Regions from separate parts of the Mus musculus genome. Here regions 1, 3 and 4 are each linked to region 2. Evidence: chromatin loops called from intact Hi-C (ENCODE). Cell type or tissue: left cerebral cortex. All regions are shown on one strand.

Region 1 (5,000 bases), 180 kb before region 2:
GCAAAGTCACAGGCATATGAACAACTGCATGATTCTTCCACACAGCTATTCAGGTCTTTGGAGCCAAAGTCACTTGATAAACCAATGGTGGGATGCTTTTCTAGTATTTGATAGGTCCTAGGTTCAACCCCATGGACACATACACCCTACACGCACCAAAGTCAAACATGCATATTTTTTATCTATTCTATCTTCTTTCTTCCATTCATCTGTTCATTTACTCATTCATTCATTCATTCATTCGTTCACATTGACTGCAGTACTAGGAGTTAAACTCAGGACATTGTGTGTTAGGTAAGTATTGCCATGAAGTTATACCCCTATTGCTATTTCACACATCTAAATCTTAGCATTGACATCATTGTATATTAATATTAACGCTTACAAATAATTAAATCTATCCTTTCTGTTAAGGACGGAGATGAGTACTACAAAGCTTCATTAATGTTCTATTACGGAGGTGTTATGTTGTAAATTGTTGAATTCTTAAACAGTAGTTGATGCCCTAGAATCCAACTGTGTGGCTCTGTGTGCTTGTAACGCTAAGTGACCTATATGCAAGTATCTTCAATCTCAAGTTATAGCCTCACACAGTTCAGGAAAGGCAAGGTCAGTTTCTAAGAAATCTACTCAACACAAGCAAAGCCTTGTTCCAGACTGTTTTGTTAAGATGTGGGCTTGAAAAAAACCAAGAAAACCAGAGTAAAAGAAAGCAGTTGAGGGAAAAATGTGAACAGTGCACGTACTCCTGTTTGCTCAATGTACTTGTTCAAGGGTAAAAGTGCAGATGAGTTCATACACAGAGGGCCTGACATGGACATACAAGCCATGCATTGCTTAGAGGAGCAAAATATTGTCTTCCCCAAAGTGACTTTTTGGTTTTGAAAGATTATGGGACTTTCACTCTTACCATTGTGAGGTATTTAAGAGTCACAGTCATCAGTGGCACTTTGGACAGCTTTCAGACTTGATAGATTCTCGTGATCCATAAGTTTCTGGCACTATGGGATGGTCCCAGTAGTAAGTTCGTTTACATGTATTGGTCTGAATTGAAATATATGACCTGCATTTAGAGAAAGCACCAAAGTGCCTTCCTGTTTTCTGAATGCATTTTAGAAACAATAATCAAAATATGCAGTGGAAAAGTACATTTAACAACAGTGTGCTCAGAGGCTTCTCAAGGAAAATATCTCCACAGTTACAATGTCTGAATCACTTCAGAAATGTGAGCTCTGGGTCGCTGAACTGGTTAGACACAAAGATCCTGCAACCTCAAAAAACCAAAAACCAAAAACCAAACCAAACAACCAAACAACCAACCAAACAAACAAACAAAAATGGGGCGGGGGGGGGGAGGAGAGCAATAGAGTGAAGTTTGAAGAAAACATTTCATGTGAAAAAGAAAGGGATTGATCACTGTCCCCGACCTTTGTTCTCTACACCATTATTCTCTTGAAGCATAGAAGAATGATGAGGGAAAACTGGAAAAATGAGATTCCTAGAGAAATGGTCTTCTCTCTAAATGACAGCTTTTTAAATATTTCACCCATATCATTTGTACTGGTAGAAAACTTTAAAGTCAAAGTTTCATAATCAGTCTTAAAGTTTGCCTACCACAGATGTATATTGCAGGAATAATAAGCACATGCCTAAAGTTCTCTTTGTAAGCTCAGTCCTAGGGAATTATGCAACCAAACAATTGAATTCTTTGATTTCTCTTACTTCTTCTAAGTACTAACCAGGCCTGAGCCTCCTTAGCGACTATGATCAGATGAGAGGGACACATCAGCATAGTATGACCCTAGATTTCTCTTGCTTCATTAACATGCAGTTGCCAATGCTGTTTCCCTTGGTTGCCCTAAACTACATGTTTAGGATACTTGGTGAGTGTTCCATCTTTCTTCAAATGTATAAGAGTATCAATATGTGCTGAGCCTCAGGCAGATGCAAGAATGACAAGAAAAAAGCACAGCTGTTACATCTCCCTGAACACTCGTGATGGTATGGAAGGAGAACAGGAGAAATTGGCAGAAAAAAAATACCATCTGGTGATTTTTAGATTAGGTCTGGATAAAACAGACGAACCCAGGGTTGCAAGCACTGGTTGCTTTAACTCTCTTCCCATCTTATCATTTCATGAGGGCTAACTCTCTTTCAGAGACCACTGTCTTTTTTTTAGACCAATTGTGAAGGGCATAAAGTGAAAGAGAATGAGAAAGAGCTTGTATACATATGTTCTAATTCCTTCTAGCCTGCCTGCTTCTCTGTTTGCCCTTCTGAAGTGTTTATTGAGTGTCTCTGTCTCTGCACTCAGGGCCTTGCAGCAGTCATTGGAAAGACCTCATATTTCCTGACTGTGTTGAGCTTGCAGACTCACAGTGTAGACAGATAGATAGCACACTCATACCCTTGGATGTGTAATGAAAAGTCTAGGTAAAATGTTGTAAGTAAAGGAAAGGTGGCTGCAGAAAATTCACACAAGGTCTGCGAACTAGACTGACACAAGATTTTAAAAGGTAGATATGAAGAGAAAAAAATCACCCAAAAGATCAATAGATCAGTCATAAAGATTAGTACAAAGGTCCTATAGAAAGAAGTAACACAATCCTCAAAGAAGCCAAGCTGATTTAATAGAGACAGAAGCCAGACATGCAGGGCCTTATGGTCATCGCTTATCGTCTTTGAACTGAACTACATGATGCTTCTGCAGGTGTTCTGGTACCAGAAGATGACTGTGTCACACTGGGGCCATAGAGAGTAGTAATAGTAGTATTACACATAATATCATGGGAAAGATAAGAAGATCATTTAACTCTGAGGAGCCCTAAGTAGCCAAGACATACCTTAGTTCAGATAGATAAAAGAAGAGATATGGAGAAGTCAATGGATTTTAGATATATTTCAGAGGTCAGATAAGGATGTGCTTGTCTCGACATGTGAGGCACAAAGGGGAAAGTAGTTTGGTGAAGGAGAGATTCTTCTATAACCATCAGGGTGAGTATCACTCCAGGCACTGAGACAGATAAAGCTGGGAGAGACAGATTTGGCTGCACCATTCTATGCTCACTACACTTGCCAATCATTTGAGGCATTAGAGTGGATATATTTACTAGACAGTTGGGTGTAGGGCATGGAAACACACAAGAGATAAATTGGGTGATCATTGGTTTACACATAGGACGTGAATTGTTGGTGCCTGTGAGTGGAGCTACAGCTAGAATAAAGGGTACACATAGAAGAGGGGCTGTGACTAGGTGGGGACTTAAAATTCTAGCATTTAATAGTTGTTCTTAGAAGGAAGTTTGGTGTCTTGAAAAGATAGAAAGGAAGCCAAGAGGTTTTAGAAAATAGAAGGAAGCATTGACGGGGAGAGGCAAAGATCAGTGACACAAGGTTCAGGCTAAATGTTATCTATGAAGGCTAGAGGAGCCAGTCAGAAAGGCTTTCGGGAAGAGAAAGACAAGGCAGAGAAAGAGAAAGAGACCAAGAGTTGTCAAGAATCTAAAGTTCTCTTACAAAGCAAAAGGCAGAAAGAGGTTGCTATGTTTTGAATTTGGTTTTTACTCAGGGAAACAAGGCTCAATTCCTCCATGAGGTAGTAATGAGATGTGGGATGGAATGGGATGTGTTAAGATTGAAGGGATGAAGGAGGCCTATTAAATGTACTCAGGGGATTAGGCTAGCTGCCCTAGAAGCACAGCCCCCTTCCTTCTCTTCTGAGAGAACATACCCTCGCCCTCCTCAGCTTTCCACCACGCGCTGAAAAAGCATCTGGACTTCATTTGAGGCCAAGCAGATACAAAGGTCCAATCTTGAACCTTGTGGCTTCTAGAACTATGAACGACAGGGAACCTGTGTTTTCTATATGTTATCCAGTCTTGTGAACTTTCTGTTACAGCCGTAGAAAATAGACTTGGCCAGGGTAAAAGCAGAAGAGGCATGTCCCTCAGTAACTCACGTTTCTTTTAATAGTTTTTTTTTTTTTGACTCTGAGTGAAGTTGGACACTAAGCACCAAAGAAAAGGACTAGAGTTAAGAAAGAAGTAGAGATGGAGGAGTGAAAGGAAATGCATAGTCCATAGCCTTTGATTTCTGAGCAGGATGAAAGGGTAGGATTTATAACCCAGGGACAGGACTGGACTTGGATAAAACGGAGGGTATTCCTGTGGTAGAAAGAAAAAGAGAGTAGAGTCAAACTAAGGCAGGGTTTAGGGTGGTAGTGGAAGGCTAAGAAAGTTACCCACGTGGATGCTTTACTCTTAAGGCATAGTGCTCATCACTGTGATCTGATCTAGACTTATTCTGCATATGTGTGCCAAGCCCAAGACATTGTCTGAATTCAATCTACCAGGAAGTGATAGTTAATGTAGGGCAGTGATTCCCAACCTTGGGTCATGATGTCTTTGGAGATTAATGGACCCTTTCACATGGGTCACCTAAGACCATAGGAAAATGCAGATGTTTATAATTCATAGCAGTAGCAAAATTACAGTTATGAAGTAGCAATGAAAATAATTTTATGGTTGGGGGTCACCACAACATGAGGAAATTTATTGAAAGACTGTAACATTATGAATCACTGGCGTACGGTAAAAGCCTGAGCTCACTTTATGGATTTTGAAAATCTACCAATCCCTGAGCTTGAAAACCCACCAATCCTTAGGCTCAGGACTTAAAATCTCACTAATCCCCACTCTGGAAAACTCTGCTCCCAAGAAACCCTATATAGAGCCTGCCTCCTGCTCAGTTCTTTGCTGCTTCTTGGCTGAGGAGAGGCACTCACTCTCTTGTGTCTTTCCCAATAATATGTTATATGTTATGTTTTGATGTGTGTGTGTGTGTGTGTGTGTGTGTGTGTGTGTGCGCGCGTGCGCACTCCATATGACTTTATGGTATTCCTTGGCTGCAGACGGCCAGGATACTTTTCTTTTGAGAGCTGCAACTCTTCCGTTGTGGAGACCCTTCCCTTCAGAGCTATAACACTTACAGCTAATTGGCCC
Region 2 (5,000 bases):
CATCCTCCCTCAATGCAAAGTGACCAAAGTCTTTAGAGTTATACGCATCATATTCTCTTCATTAATGAATTGGCATAAATGTTTTTATTCAAAGAGGGCTACATAGCTATTCCCTTTGCTCCAATGCAACCCATTTTTCAGAAGCCTTCCCTTCAAAAAGCTTGCCAAAACTTCACTTCTAAGAAAACCCTTTTGCTCTAAAAATAATCTTCAAACTCAACACAAGTTACCAAAATAAAATCTCCTAAATAAAACAATGGCAGAGACAGACCTGATAATGAATATGAAATATGCTAAGAACATTCTGTCACTGGCACTAAATTCACTTGTGTGTGTGTATGATTAATGGTACGATGAAGTCTTGAACTACATAAGAAGGAAGCAAGCTCCGGCAGAGCAGAAGTCGCCTGGAAAGGGTCCCATCTGTGAGGCGTCCATTTCAAAGCAGGCACCGCCTTTTGGCTATCATTACCCTATTCCAATCCAGACATTCATTTCCAAGTGTTATTTCCAAGTGAAGCTCCAAATTCAGAGTGAGAGTCAGTGGGCATGTTCAAAATTTGTTTTGGGGGTGGACAAAACAACACAATGACATGTTTTCAGAAGGAATAATACATCCATTCCAACACTTGCTGGGTTTATTCATGTGTTAGGGCTGCTGTCTCCCTCTTATTCAATAGAAACCCATTTCTATCAGGACATTTGTGTGTGTGTGTGAAGCCATTTCTGACTATCCATACAGTATCAAAATAAGTTAGCAAAAATAAATAAATAAAAATACCCAATACACTTTTCAAGAAGAGGAATAAGAAGAGAAATCAGCTTGAACCAAGACTGTTGGAAGTGATCTGCGTTTAGCTAAATCTAATCAGGCCGTAAGGCCCCGCACTGCATTTCCTGATAAGTCCCAAGGCATCAGAGAGGGCAGAGAACTTCAAGACAGTTGAAAGAGGACCAAAATTTACCTGTTGAATGGGAGAATTGGCCTTGTTAAGCCAAAGGTTTCATTACATCTGGATATTCAGATAAGCCATACATCAAATTAACATGGTGATGACAGTGGGGTTGGGAGGGGGAGTGGAGTCTAAGTCAAAAAGATGACAAAGTAAAAAGTAAGCAATCAACTGCAAGGAAAAACATTATTAAATATTTAATGTTTAGCCTGAGACAAGAAGAACACTTACCAAAGATGCAAATTATTACTCATGAGCTTTCAGTTTTGACTTGAAAGACACAAGCAGCGGGAGAATGCATAGGTACTAAACAGAGCAAAAGTGGGGCACCAATCACCCAGAGGGGGAAACACACACCACGGTGTTCATGTAGATGACATGTTTGCCCATATTCAAAAGCAGCTGGATGGTGTAGTGGTGAGCACAGGTACCCTCCAAATACCTTCGTGCCTAAATAGTGCTTAAAGGATGTGGCATCCATTTATTTTCCTTGTACAATTTTGAAATGTGCTTGCTCTCTAAAGTCTCATGGGGTAGTTACACTCTCAAATGCACAGATGTCATTTAGGGAGAAAGTTCTCTAATAAAACGCATCCCCTCTTTCAGATCCTGCAATCAGCAAAAGGAGGCTTACTAATGTTCTTTATTAGATGGAGGGTTATCAAGAACCACATTAGTGAGTGGAATAATGGAAGGGTGAAGTTAGATGAAAACATAAGCTCTGGTCTCCTGGCCATAGTCTCTCTCTCTCTCTCTCTCTCTCTCTCTCTCTCTGTATGTGTGTGTGTGTGTGTCTCTGTATGTGTCTGTGTGTTTGTGTGTTCAATTTTAAAGGATGACAGAGTTCTTCTAAAAATAAGTCATCTATCTCAAATACAAACTTCTCTCCTGGCTTTGTGAAGTGTATATTAATAACAGTTTCTATTTTTAAAAATGAGCACTAATTAATAATACATTGAGAATGCATTAATAATATATACATATAACTGTTAAGATGAGTTAAAAAGCATCACTTTGGGGTCAAGCCAGTGAACAGCATTAACTGAAAAGGTAGTTCTTATTACACATGGGCTCACAAAACTTCACTTTTTTAGTCATAGTGAATTTGCCAAAACATTCTTTTCCCTAGTCTTGATTGACTACTAAATCTGGAGGGAAATTCACATTCATTTGTTAATCCTCTGGCCTCATTCTTTTTCACGCTTCATTACACATGTTGCTCCAATACAGCAAAAACACCCATAAGTGTAGAAATTTCAACCACTCCCTATGCCCTCAAATGTTCTCCTTTCCAAATATCCCTTAGGAAGCAAGTCATTGCCATGACAACCATAAGATGAGGTTTGAAGGGCACTTGGGGGCACACTTTGTGAAAGTTAATACCAGTTTGTGTTTAACAGGGTCAGGGAAACTCAGACAATGGGTCATATTTGGTAACGAGACACCACTTAGCTATTTAGAATTATCTGATCTGTCCACATCAAACCTAACCAGAATACCACCTCCCCCCCCCCCCCCAAAAAAAAAGGAGTGATTTATTCAGGGCTAATCCATCATTCCTCTGTTGCAGCCAGTTCCCTCTATGGTCACTAGTAATTAAATCAGAAGATCATATATAATAGGAAAAGGAGAATTAAGGACTTGTCTTGCCTGGCAAACTTTAATGTGGAACATTCCGTTATGCTCTCCCACCCCCACCCCCAAAGGTTAGCACGTTTTTCTTTTCTAAGCAATATTTCTCCTCCACGCCTTCACACTTTGTGTCCTTCCCTGTCAGGCAGAGGATGAAGGTAGATTCCCAAGGAGTTGTGAGGACTTTTTCAGCATCTTTAATACATTTGCTTCCAGAAACAGGAGCACTGTGGACACAACTAGCAACTGCAGCTCAGGTGTAGTAGGAATCTTTTGTGTAACTCAGAGCTAGATACGGCTTCCTTCCACGGATGCGAAACAATACTTTTCCACACTGACTCCAGTCCAGTGACCAAGAGATAGAAATGACCGTGCCTTTAAAAAGTCACTATGGGATAAGGTCCATTCTTCCTTTGTCTCTACCTGACTGACCACCTAGCCAGGGAGCTTTTAAAATAAGGAGGAGAATCCTTTGTTCTCTCAGGTTCCATTTAAGGGAAAGTGGGTCGAAGGGCTTCCCCAGGGAAAGAAAATGAGCTCTGGAGCCAAATGCAGAAGAGGAAGCGATTTCATGCCCACTATTATTCTCATCCTTCCAAATAAGAGAATCCATTGTTTGGCGGACTAATGGTTAAGAAAGGTGGGGATGCGCACAGGTAGCCCCATCCCTGAGACCGTATCTAATTCCCTAGTGTGGCTCAGGCTATCCTCCAGGCTGCGTGGGGGTGGGGGTGGGGTAGGGGTGTTGGGAACTCTCTCTAGCCATGGGTAATACAAGCCAGAACTGCATGCATTCTCACGCCCCAGAACTGGCGTCCCAGCCCAAGTGCGAAGTTGGGCGTTTCAACCTGAAAAGCAGAGTAAGAGCCATTCAAAGCAGCAAGTTACAGTACCTTGAGAAGTCTGACAGATGGGAGAAAGGCTGCGTGGCATAGCTTCCGGATGGTCCAATTTAGGGGTCGAGAAGCATCAGTCTGATTCATGACCCCTTCCAAATTCCACCGGGAAGACAAGAAACTGCAAATCTGGGCAGTGCCTAGAAAATAAACGGTCCCCCACGGCCCTGGCATCCCATGGTCATCTCCACACCTGCAAATTCCATTAGGGCAGAGGCTTCCTGGAACTTGGGAGTCTAGTCAAGTGGCGTTTCCTGAGCCCCTGAACCTTCTTAAGAAAGCCACCTCCCCTCTTCCTGCAGCCGTGCTCATGCATACCAAATGTGGCCGAATGGAGGCACGCTGCCTGCTGCTTCGGGGAGGGGGATGCTTGATTTCGAAGGAGAGGGACAGCCTGCACAAAACAGCCTGTGGTCGGAGTCAGAGGAGCCTGCTCCAGAATGCGCGCTCCCTCTCCTGCTCTCCTTCTGCAAACACAGGTCAGGCGTTGGGGGGGAACCCGGGCCATTTGCTTTGCTCTCTTGTTTTGGGGGGGAGCCAGGAGGAGAGCAAAAAGGAACAAAAATGAACCCAGAAGGAGAACTTATACTTTTTTGCACAAAGCATCTTTGAGGGGCTGGAAACTGGCGCAGGGGGAGGGGCTAGGACACCGGGAGGGAGAAGGGATGCCTCTGAATGATAAGATAAATGCTTCCTTTTTGATTTGTGTGACATAATAAATTGAGAGCTATCGTAGAATGGATCTATAGTAAAAGGAGATCCCTGCTGTGTTCTGAAGTCTTTTATTAACTATGATTGACAGTCTGCACCCTGATTGATACAAGCAAGCCCCATGTAGATGATAGATGGTCAGAGGCTTAGTCAAACTCGCACATACACACACAGGGAACAAGGAGTTACTCCTGTCACAGAAAGCTGTGCAAAAGAAGACGTTTGTGGCTTACCCTTTCAACAATAGTTGTTTCTATATTGGGGGATATTCCCACAAGATAGACCTTCTCTGCAACAAACTTTAACCCTTAAAGTGCCCTACAGGGTACTGTCCACAAAAAATGGTTTCCTTGAGTGTCCCCCTCTTCTCAATAATTTTTGAAGGAGGCTTTACAAAAGTGTGGCTCCATTGGAGCCAACAGTTTTTAAAGCTCCCATGGTGAAAGGGAACATGAGGGAACTTTTCCATTTAAAGGCAGAATTTGGCCAGTTTCACTTAAAGCAGGGAAGCTCAGGAGGGCTGGGTTAGGGCTGGGGGTGGCCCTTTCACACCTCTTATTTGAACTACCCACTCTCCCCAGACATTAAAGTTTAGTAGTATCACTGACAAAAGACTCTGCCCAGGAGACTCCCCACACCCTTGCCCTTCAAGTGTTTCTGGGGTACTTAAAATTTCCACCTTATTTCCTTTCCAGTGACTGTAGAGATTTTTCATTTTTAATTAACTAGAAGAAATGGGTAACAGACCCCTCCCCTTTCCACTCCTGAGACTACTGTGTATTCTGGGATAAAATCCAGAGGGGTTAGA
Region 3 (5,000 bases), 110 kb after region 2:
GAGTTCAGGCTCTGATGGAAATCAAATTACCCCACCACTGTGTGACCCAGAAATGAGTATCCAAGCAACGCCAGGCAAAGGGAACAGAGGGTGTTTACTTCTGGGGCCTTTGGGTGGAGTTAGATGTCTTTTATTCTTTTGGACAGTCTAGTATCTAAGCACAACTGCTAGACACACAAAATGAACTAGTGGCCATGAAGAGACAAGCCGGAGGACAGAGCTAACAGATGGGAAGGTAGAAGGGGAAGTCAGAAAGGTTAGTCCTTAGCTTGTGTGCTAACCAACCTGTGACCATCCGATGTCACCTCATCCCCTCATCCCTTTGCATTCTAATTAGCTGAGCATTTGTTTCTTTACACTGTTGTTTGCCAGAATCCGATCTTAACTGATTCAAAGGTGCAGCGAGGTAATATCAAGCCTGCTTTCCAGCCAACCATGACTTGGTTCTATACTGTCATCTTGACTTTCCCATTCAACCTTAACACTCACAGAGAGCCTTGTCGTGTCAGTCACATGTTACGCCCAGTTACTGCCACACACTTAAAAAGCCTGCCGTGGCGGCGAGCCTCCCAAGGATTGACATTTTGGAAGGACTCTCAAGATTTTAAGCACACACTTGGTGCGTTTTGAAAGCAGAAGCTTTGAAAGAATGCCTTAGCCAAAAAAAAAAAAAAAAAAAAAAAAAAATTACAAAGAAAAACCACTTGAGGCTCTACAGATAAAGAATTCATGCAAGGATGGATGAAGGAGGGGCTCACAGGTACCTCTCACCTCCTCTGCTGAGTAGCTATTTGTAGTCAGTGGTTTCTGGGAGGGAAGGAATCCTTTTCCTTTGGGAATGTGTGCACTGGTAGGGTGCCCATGCCACAGTGGATGACCCATCCACCCACCCACATACAGGTAGCACTGATTTGATTTCAGGTTATACCTGGGAAGAGGAGAGGTTGGGGTGGGCCAGGGGAAGTTTGAGGGGGCACACTGGATATAATCAGAATACAATGTCTCCATGTATGAAATTCCCAAAGAATAGATTTAAAATATTGTGTTAAAAGTTTCTCCCACAGGAAAGTAGACGTAACTCAGAACAGCTCGTCTCTAATGGGTTTTAAGCCATCTATGACTTGCTGCCTTACAGAAGGTGCTAAAAGCAGTACCCCATGCGGAATGAATTCTCTGACTTGAAAGCTCTCTCAGCAGTTGCTTGCTTCCCAGGCTGAGCAATCCCAGGCTAGCTCACCGGGAACACTTTCTGCACACTCTGAAAGAACAATACCTAAAGGTACAATCACTTAAACCTTTCTCTTATAAGTGCCCACCCCAAATTTGAATAGGATCAAAGTAAGCTAGTGAGGATACCAGTAAACTCAGAAGAGAAGTTACGACTCTCTTAAGAAGTACAAAACCAATTGTAAAACACTAATTCGCCTGCATTATTCCAATCATTCCAAATTATCAATTACTTGGGAGCACTAATGTGATTGTAGATGTATTCCCCGAGAATCTTTAAAAGTGATAAACAGTGAAAGTATAAACAGCCATGTGTTTTACTACAGCTAATACAATTTGAAGGTCCCCTATGTGAAATTATAATATAATCCAACAACATGATGCTACTTAAAAAACTAACAATAAAGCCTTAAGAGAAAGACATCACACATATCCACCCCCAATAAATATTTTATTACTATATATCCATACAGTCTTTTCATTGACTTTAAAGACTTTTACATAGACTTTTATTTTCTTTAAACATAGACTTTTTCTTTTGGTCTAAAAATATAGCTTAATTAGAATGAAAAAAATCATGATTAATATGCTTCCATGAGTTGGTCCGAACATCATCTCATTAAAAACATTATACATAACTGGAATTGGGTTTGGGGGCGGGGGTAGAAGGCTGCCATGAGACAAGGACAACTGCAGAATAGAACACAATGAAGACAGGGACCTAGAAGAAAACCAGGAGTCGCTTGCTTTTGAAAACAATGGAGCAATGCCATCAAGTGGCTGATGAAAGAATTCCTCAACGGAGGAGGGGATTTATTGGACACTGCCATCTGGTGGCTACAGTGGGGGATTATTTTTAGACTTCAGTGTTAACAATCAAGTATTTGTTTCATGTGGTCATTAATTTAAGGCTCGAAAGGTCCTCATTGCCATTAACAGAGTAAAAAGTATTAACTTTTATAATAAAGCTTAAAGTGATGGCAGAATCATAGGCAGTTCTAGCAATGCACAATCAGTCACATTCCATAGGAAAAAAAACAGCTTGGAAAACAGTTTATCTAGCTTAAGAAATAATTTGGTAAATCTCTTATGTAAAAAGATCAAAATAGGAAGATATTTAACCTTATACTATATATTTTACAATGAAATCACCAAATATTTACTTTTCCTTTCCACATCTATCAGCAATCTAATGTTTTGTTTTGTTTGTTATTTTTAACCCAAATCAGAGCTGAGCAATCCTGTAATAGATTAGCTCGTTTATTTCTACCTTCAAAAATGTTACTGAAGCTATTTTTTGAATTGGGTAACTGTCCGGACACTTAACAGACCATAATGAACAGAACAGTCTTAGTCCGTGTCATTAAGTTCTTGGCTTGGATGTCCAAATGTAGAAGACCAGTTATGTCCTGGGTAAATGTATATCAACAGACAGGACCATGGCTTTGTCACACGCACACATTCCCATGGGACTGAAGTATTAAATGTCCACCTTAGCTTTCTCTCCCAGATGTTTATGGCCCGATGACTGCTCCCACACTGAGATAACTCCTACAGATTAGCTAAACCTGTGTCTCTGTTAGTGTTTTGCAGTAACTGTGCCTCCTGTTCAAGGTTGAACTGTCTTCAGTAAACCCAGTGAACTTCCAAAGCGCCGAGGTTTCCCCAGCAGAGTGTACAGATCCAAGCCTTTGTATATGTCTCTTCATTCCTTCATCACCCCGCTTAGCTCATGGAGCTATGTTGGCTACAGCAGACTCATTTCTATCACCTTGCACAAAAACCAACTCCAAATGGATGGACGGCCTGAATGTGAAACCTAAACTGTGAAAACTGATGGAAGGAAAACATGGGCAGTACCGCATAAGGTATAGGCAGGACCCCACATGGTATAGGCAGGAACCCACAGGGTATAATCAGGACCCCACCGGGTATAGGCAGTGCCACACATGGTATAGGCAGGACCCCACATGGTACAGGCAAGACCCCACAGAGTATAGGCAGTGCAACACATGATATAGGCACTGCAACACATGTTATAGGCAGTGACCTACATGGTATAGGCAGTGTCCCACATGGTTTGAGTAGGAAAGGACTTTCTGAACAGGACTCCACTTGCACATGAATTGAGGCCAACAATTGACAAATGAGACCTCATAAAACTGAAAAACCTCTGCACAGCTAAAGAAATGATTGTGTAGAGAGAAAGCCCACGGAATGAGAGAACATCTTTGCCAGTTACACATTTAACAGAATGTTAATAAGGAAGTTAATAATATGTAAAGAATTCAAAAAACAAAGAGTCCAACAACAACAAGAGAATGGCCCATTCATAAAATGGGCTTAGGACCTGAGCAGAGAGTTATCAAACTAAGATAACAAAATAGCAAACAAAACAAAACAAAACAAAGCACACACACACACACACACACACACACACACACACAACCACCTCAAAACACATTCATGGTCCCTAGTAAATAGGGAAATGCAAATCACAACACATTTGAGATTCTATTGCATCTTAGCAGAAGGGCCAAGATCTGCAGAAGCACTGACTACAAACGCCTGAGGGGGATGCACAACGGGCGCCTTCATTCACTGCTGGTGGGATCACAAAGTGGTGCAGCCACTGTGGAAGCCAGTGTGGAGAATCCTCCAAAAGCTAAAAATGAAATTACCGATCGAGCTATGCTACTCTTTGGCGTATGCCCCAAGGACCTGACACTCTGCAGGTGCTTGCTGAGCCATGCTCTCTGCTGCTTTCTAGACCTGGGAAATATAAAGAATTTCACTGTCCATCAGCCAGCAAATGGCTAATGAAAATGCAGTCAATGTATAGCTCAGAATACTAGTCAGCTGTAGAGAAAGATGAAATTATGAAATTTGCAGGTAAATTGACAGAGTTAGGAAAGATCCTACTGAGTGAGGTAGTCCAGACCCAGGACAAATGCCACATGTTCTAGATCATCTGCAGTTTCTAGTCCTAAATCTTCAGGGTTAGTACATAACCAGGAGTACCTGCAGAAACCAGGAAAGTAAAAGGCTCCAATGGGGGTGGAGGAAAATGAGAAATAAAGAAGTGGATGGGAGGGAACAAGGGATTTGAGGAGCAAAATAGGAAAAAACAGGGAGTCTTAGATTGGGGAGGGAAAAGGGAGAAAAGTATAGAAAAAGGGCAAAGAATGATAAAGTAACAATAATTCTCTGAAAAACTCAAAGGATGGATCATATTATTATGTGTCTACCTAAATTTACATAGAATATATATGTCTGTGTATACATATACAGAATAAAACAAAATTCTCATTTGGATTGATAATGCTCCCTGAAAGAATCATCAATTACCTAGTAAAATCCCAATACCAGGTGTGAGGGACCCCCCCCCCTTTTGAGTTGTTGGGCACAGTTGTCCAAGAGGTTCCCCAAATCTAGGCTATTGCTGCTGCCCTGGGTTGCCTTCAGAGGCTGAAGTTGAGACCCTAATGCTGAAGACACTTTGGAAACAGTACACAGAGGATTTCAGCTGGTTCAACCTGAAGGCCTCTTTCCTGAGGACTTGCTTTCATGGAACCAGAAGGAGCCATGCAAGTTTCCAAGGGAAGGGGAGCAACCACTGCTCTGACCCAGGTGTTCTGCCCAAAACAACCACATGCGAGTGCAGTGGAGGCACTCATGGTCTTGTAACCAGCAGCTCTCTCATTGGACCAAAGTCCTGAACAACGAGAGGGAAATCCCACCTGGTCCTGGACACCTAGCCAACTACCTAGAGC
Region 4 (5,000 bases), 180 kb before region 2:
TCTATTAGGTCTGAATCTCATGATGGGAAATGTCCCTTCTGAATAGGTTTATAGCTCCCATACTTGATCAGATGTCCCTAGGATTGTTGGAAGATTTTCTTCATGAGAGCAGACATAGAGTGCCTTATGATCTTGAAGTGACTGGAGAAAGTGTGAGGGTTTTGTTTTTTTTTAGGACATTTTGCCCTTCTGAGGTGCTGCTAAATGCTGAAAGTGAGTTTGAAAATAGGGGTCTCAACCTGGGCTTCTGACATTTGGGTCCATAACTCTCTGTGCTGAGACTTTATTAAGTCTTACTAGTTTAATAAACTGAACATACAAATCAAATGGAGACATTGGAGAAACAGCTGTGTGGTTCTTTGTCTGAAGAAAATTTGGGGGAAGTAGAATCTCACATTTGAAAAAAAAAAACAAAGCAAAAACAGCCCACTCCTTTAAAAGAAAACTATGCACAAGTAGAAAAAAATATTTCTACAAATGATAAACTACGGTGCCTGTCTATGGACAATAGGGTGGATGTTGTAGGTTGTTTGACTTTGCTGGAATTTCTTGATTATGAATTTGAACCAACTTAAGATGATGAAAAAAGGAGCCTGGGAAACCTGAAGGAAATGTTTGTTAAAATAGCAGTACGTCTTCACAGCACTTTCTGCCTTTTTTTCATGGTCACACGCACTCCTACAATGGCACAGGCTTCGTCTTAAGAAGACTCTGGAAGGGGGTAGAGACTGTGAAGGTTGTGGCGCCCACATGAGACTAACAGCAGCCAGGACTGGGTGCCTACTTACTCACCTGTTCCTAGGGCTTATTAATGACATTTAATAGTTTCTAATAACAAATCAGCCTGTGTTACTTGTAGGAAATTATGGAAAGTAGAGCAAATGCCGAAGGTCAACAGTGCCACATATCCTTTCCTGTGAATAATGAGAACCAAGTCTTTCTCACTGTGAAATGGACATGAAGTTAAAATCTTAGCACAAAAGGAAGGGATTGTAGGTCCCTAAGGACATCTGTCATAAATAAAATCTTTGTTCTACCTGTACAGAGGCGTGTATCTCCTTTGAGTTTTTCTTGCCACATGTCAGAGCAACATCCTAAGGATTTCCACTATAAAAGACACTGGGAACTAGTTAGTTGCTCCCCTCCAAAGGCCTGCATTGATTCCTGTAATCAACATATTAGATATAACTAAAGTCTCTGCCTTTATGCGTCTCCTTTCAACCAGTGAGATGATTTTTGCCCCTAGATGTTTGGTAAGGTCTGGAGACATTTTTGGGTTGTCACATCTGGATAAAAAGATGACCATGGCATTTAGTGGGCAGATGTAGAGGTTGTGTCAAGTCCTGCTCAGATGCACAGCCCAGCCCCATAGATACAGCAGAGAATTACAGAGCCCCAGGTCAACACTGTGAACAGTTCATTCTGTGGTCATCACTATCTCTTTTCCTTGTTTGATTCTCCCCCTCCCCAAGCCATAATTACACTGATTATCAGCATTTTTCATAAACCTTACTAAGATGGTACGATTTTCCCACATCATTATTTTTCAAAATGTGACACTTAATGCAGCAGGAGCATCTAGCGCATGATTTAACTGTTCCTCACTAATGATTGCCAGCCCCACTTCCTCAGCATCTGAAGTAACGTTGAAATGAACATTCCTGTTTCTATTTCTCTCAGACTCGTCTTTAGGTGGCTTCCTAGAACTACAATTATTGATTCAAATGAAATGAGCACCTTCTCTTCTCACTCCATAACTTTCGCCATGAGGTTGGGCAGCTTGAGGACCCTGATGCCTGCTCTCCTGTGTACCTGAGTCGAAGGCTGAGATGCTGACATCACCATTGCATCTTATAGCCTGTGTGTGATCTTGAGTCTTTGACCTCCCCTCTCCTAGCTGAAGGTGTGAGGTACCCAACCATGTTCATCTTGTTCTAATAAATACATCTTGACCACTTAGTCTACAAAGTGATTTCTCAAGGCTTATGTCTATGAAGATAGAGCAAGAACAGGGCTTGGCAAATTTCCCTGTCCTGTGAGCGGAACCTACCTTATTGTCACTAAAGTGACCACAATGCCTTCACATGACACATACACAGGTAGCAAAGAGCTTGGGCCCCCAGGTTTACTACACAAACATATTTCCCTGCCTGCGCCTCTCCAGCAGATGGTGCTGTTTTTCCAATGTTTAAACTTACTTCACTGCAAATTATAACTTTTGATTGATTGTGCAGGGCTGCTCAAGGGTCTTTAATGAAGTCTACTTTGCGCTTTGCTAGTATTGAAATTGCTCACAGGCCCCAAATCGAATGGGAAAAATGAGACGGCGTACCTCAAACATAAAACCAGTCTGCTCAGATTGATGAAAACAACGTGTTTGAAAAGTACCGAGGGCAACCAAATGATGAATCACCTCCCCACAGCAATGATGGATTAAATTTAACTTCTTTCCTAGTGACTTAACTTATTTCCTAGTAGCATAGGAGAAAATGGTTTGGGGACGCTGTGAAACTCTGAGATGGGAGTTGAACAGGGTCAGTTACAGAAGACCGTGAATCGTGATAGGGTTTCATATTGTTCTTAGGGCAGATGCCTACAAATCGTGAGTATTCCTAGGTCATGAATTAAATGGCGGGTGTTAGAAGTTACTGATTTTGCCAAACAATTTGCTGTTTGGCTAGAGGAAGAGGTGTAAGAGCTCCTTTTGGCCAGCAGGAGCAGAGATCAGTTCTTCTTGTCCACATGGGTTGCAAGTCCTCTTTAACACAGCTGGGGCTCAGAAGAACTCTTTGCTTTGTTGAGGCAGTGTTTACAATGAGGAAAGTAGGCCAGTCTAACCTTCCTGAGAACAGTGTCAGTCCGGGTGAGGATTCGATTTCAATGAGGTACCTTGTCTTCTATTCATGACCAGGGAAGAAAAGAGTCCTCTTAGAAAAGGAAAAGAACAAATCCAAACAAACAGAAAACAGACCACCCTTAAAATTCAGCCCACAGTCGGCACATCCCAAACACCAGTTACCAAATCCACAGAGAAAATCCATCCAAGTTTCAGAAGAGCAAACACAGTACACAGCCTACTGGCAGTTGGTTGCCAAGGCAATGAGCTATAGTAATTTCTACTCCAACTTTGGAATATGATGGATATGTTGTTACATGTTAGTCAAAGAAACAAACATATATTACAAATTATCTAAGTAAGGAATGCCGAAGTCCAAAGCAGGACAAAACAGTATTTCTCAATTATTTCTAAACATTTCTGGATTAACCCAATTATGGACTATTTTTATATAACCTGGTAATACTAAATATATGAGCCCCTTTTATTTCACACACATACACATGATTGTACATGGACTTGTTTTTTTAAAAAAAAAAATCACAAAGGTAGAGTCTCCCTTGCTGGGCATTTGAATAGAGGCAGGGCGAGAAGCGTTAACATTCTATTTGAGATCCCTTGGTATCTAATGACATCTCAAAAACAAGTCACAACTTATGTAAGCTAACTCCTGCTTTAAGGAAATACAGAGATCATTATCTTTCTTAACCTATACTCCAGTTTTGGCCTTTAATGCTAGAACTTAACAAATCGAATCATGTGTAAACCAGCAGGCATTGCCTTTAGATACCTAACTTGCTCATCTCCACATCAGCTCCATCTGATGGATTTTGTTTTGTTTTGTTTTGCTCCTTGAAGTACATCACATCTGGTGATTGGTTTTACTCCCGGGGATGCTTAGGGTAGACATTTTGAAACTAAATTTTTTTTAAAGCTATCAGTGACTTTATAGATTTGAGATCATAAATGTTCATGTGGCAAAATATATCAGCTAAGACTTACAGTCAGAGAAAACCTTTGCTGACAATGGTTCCCTTGTCAGGCAATAGATTCAATCACAAAGTTTTCAGCTTAAAGGTGAAAATGAACCAGCTCTAAGGGGACTCCATTGCCAGTCATGTGAAAGCTGGTGTGAGAAATCTCCATGACCGTCACAGTTGAAGGGCTCAGTCATATTTGTCAGGGTCTCATACCATAGTTTATTATCGGCATACAGAAATGCTTTCCCATTTATCATCACATTGTATCTGAGAATTCATTGCACTCGGTTCTCTTTTCAAGGGAAGCCAAGAGAACCCGAGAAAAGTTATTTTATGTGTAAGCTTAAGAGACTGCATCTCCCTACATTTTTGTAGGTAATCAAATTTACTTTCATATGATCATACTCTGTATGTAGGAGATAAAAATACATCAAAGCATGGATAAGACACAGTCAGATGTGAGTTGAGTGATGCCAACAAATGCTAGTCACAGCATTGCCTAAGAAACAGTAAAATAGTTTAAACACCCCAGGCAGACTTAAGGACATTGTTGCCTTCCAAGTCAACTTCATTACTTAGAAAAGCAACTTAAGTTAGAAAACTAAGCTTTCTTGTGGAGCAAAAGCAGAAAGTAAGCACACTATACACTTTCTCAGACTGCCTGTTTCCAGTAGGTCCTTTACAGGTCTCTGCTATTTACAAGGTCTTTTTGAACATTGTTCTGTGTTCCTGAAGTATGTTTGTTGGGTCTTGGCACTGTGGAGGGTGTCCCATTTCCTACAAAGGAGAGAGTTGGCAAAGACACAGCCACCTGTCCTGCCAGCGGTGTGATTTATGAGAAAACTATCGGGCAGGAATAATCAACTTGGGTCTCCCTTCCCTGTTGGACAAGGCCATTTCTCAGTGGCTCAGGCTGTTTCCTGCCCATGTTCCACTTTGTTGCAACTTTCTCGTTTTTTTTACCAGTGAAGAGTTTCTAACCCACTTACGAGTGATATCTCTATCTCTCTCTCTCTCTCTCTCTCTCTCTCTCTCTCTCTCTCTCTCTCTCTCTCTCTCTCTCTATCATATATATATATGTATGTATATATATATCATATGATATATATACATACATTTAAAATTAGGAGTGTTCTTGAGACATTTCTTATTTCTAAATCAATGCATGTTCTGCTTGGGCGCAG

The links. A loop is a pair of places that touch in the nucleus more often than their neighbours do. Peaks named below come from ENCODE experiments on the same cell type or tissue, not always from the same donor. Only the 100,000 strongest peaks of a DNase experiment are listed, where the experiment ranks them.
Region 1: it touches region 2 in a loop (2.1-fold over the local background); 2 of 42 quality-filtered maps call a loop at or near these places.
Region 3: it touches region 2 in a loop (9-fold over the local background); 2 of 42 quality-filtered maps call a loop at or near these places.
Region 4: a loop joins it to region 2, with 2.4 times the contacts of the local background. A loop is called at or near these places in 2 of 42 quality-filtered maps.

The regions. Positions count from the first base shown.
Region 1 is chr19:22,622,298-22,627,297 of GRCm38, reverse strand. The region is part of intron 1 of Trpm3 (transient receptor potential cation channel, subfamily M, member 3); the gene reads right to left. Among named protein-coding and RNA genes, the nearest start is that of Mir204, 130 kb to the left of the region's middle. In left cerebral cortex, no CTCF peak of the experiment used is centred here; DNase peaks (open chromatin) are centred at 1,966 and 2,329.
Region 2 is chr19:22,446,938-22,451,937 of GRCm38, reverse strand. Trpm3 (transient receptor potential cation channel, subfamily M, member 3) reads right to left here and starts at 3,730. Exons shown (of 26, transcript NM_001362491.1): 1 at 3,479-3,730. The coding sequence starts at 3,655. Gm27151 (predicted gene 27151) reads left to right here and starts at 3,356. Exons shown (of 3, transcript NR_168265.1): 1 at 3,356-3,960. In left cerebral cortex, a CTCF peak has its summit at 2,824; DNase peaks (open chromatin) are centred at 407, 2,948, 3,456 and 3,852; H3K4me3 peaks cover 1,921 bases; H3K27ac peaks cover 1,085 bases.
Region 3 is chr19:22,334,660-22,339,659 of GRCm38, reverse strand. It overlaps a transcript of Trpm3 not described here. Among named protein-coding and RNA genes, the nearest start is that of Trpm3, 110 kb to the left of the region's middle. In left cerebral cortex, a CTCF peak has its summit at 2,049 (motif pointing left); a DNase peak (open chromatin) is centred at 2,020.
Region 4 is chr19:22,628,673-22,633,672 of GRCm38, reverse strand. The region is part of intron 1 of Trpm3 (transient receptor potential cation channel, subfamily M, member 3); the gene reads right to left. Among named protein-coding and RNA genes, the nearest start is that of Mir204, 120 kb to the left of the region's middle. In left cerebral cortex, a CTCF peak has its summit at 2,163 (motif pointing right); DNase peaks (open chromatin) are centred at 2,415, 2,839, 3,015, 4,585 and 1 more place.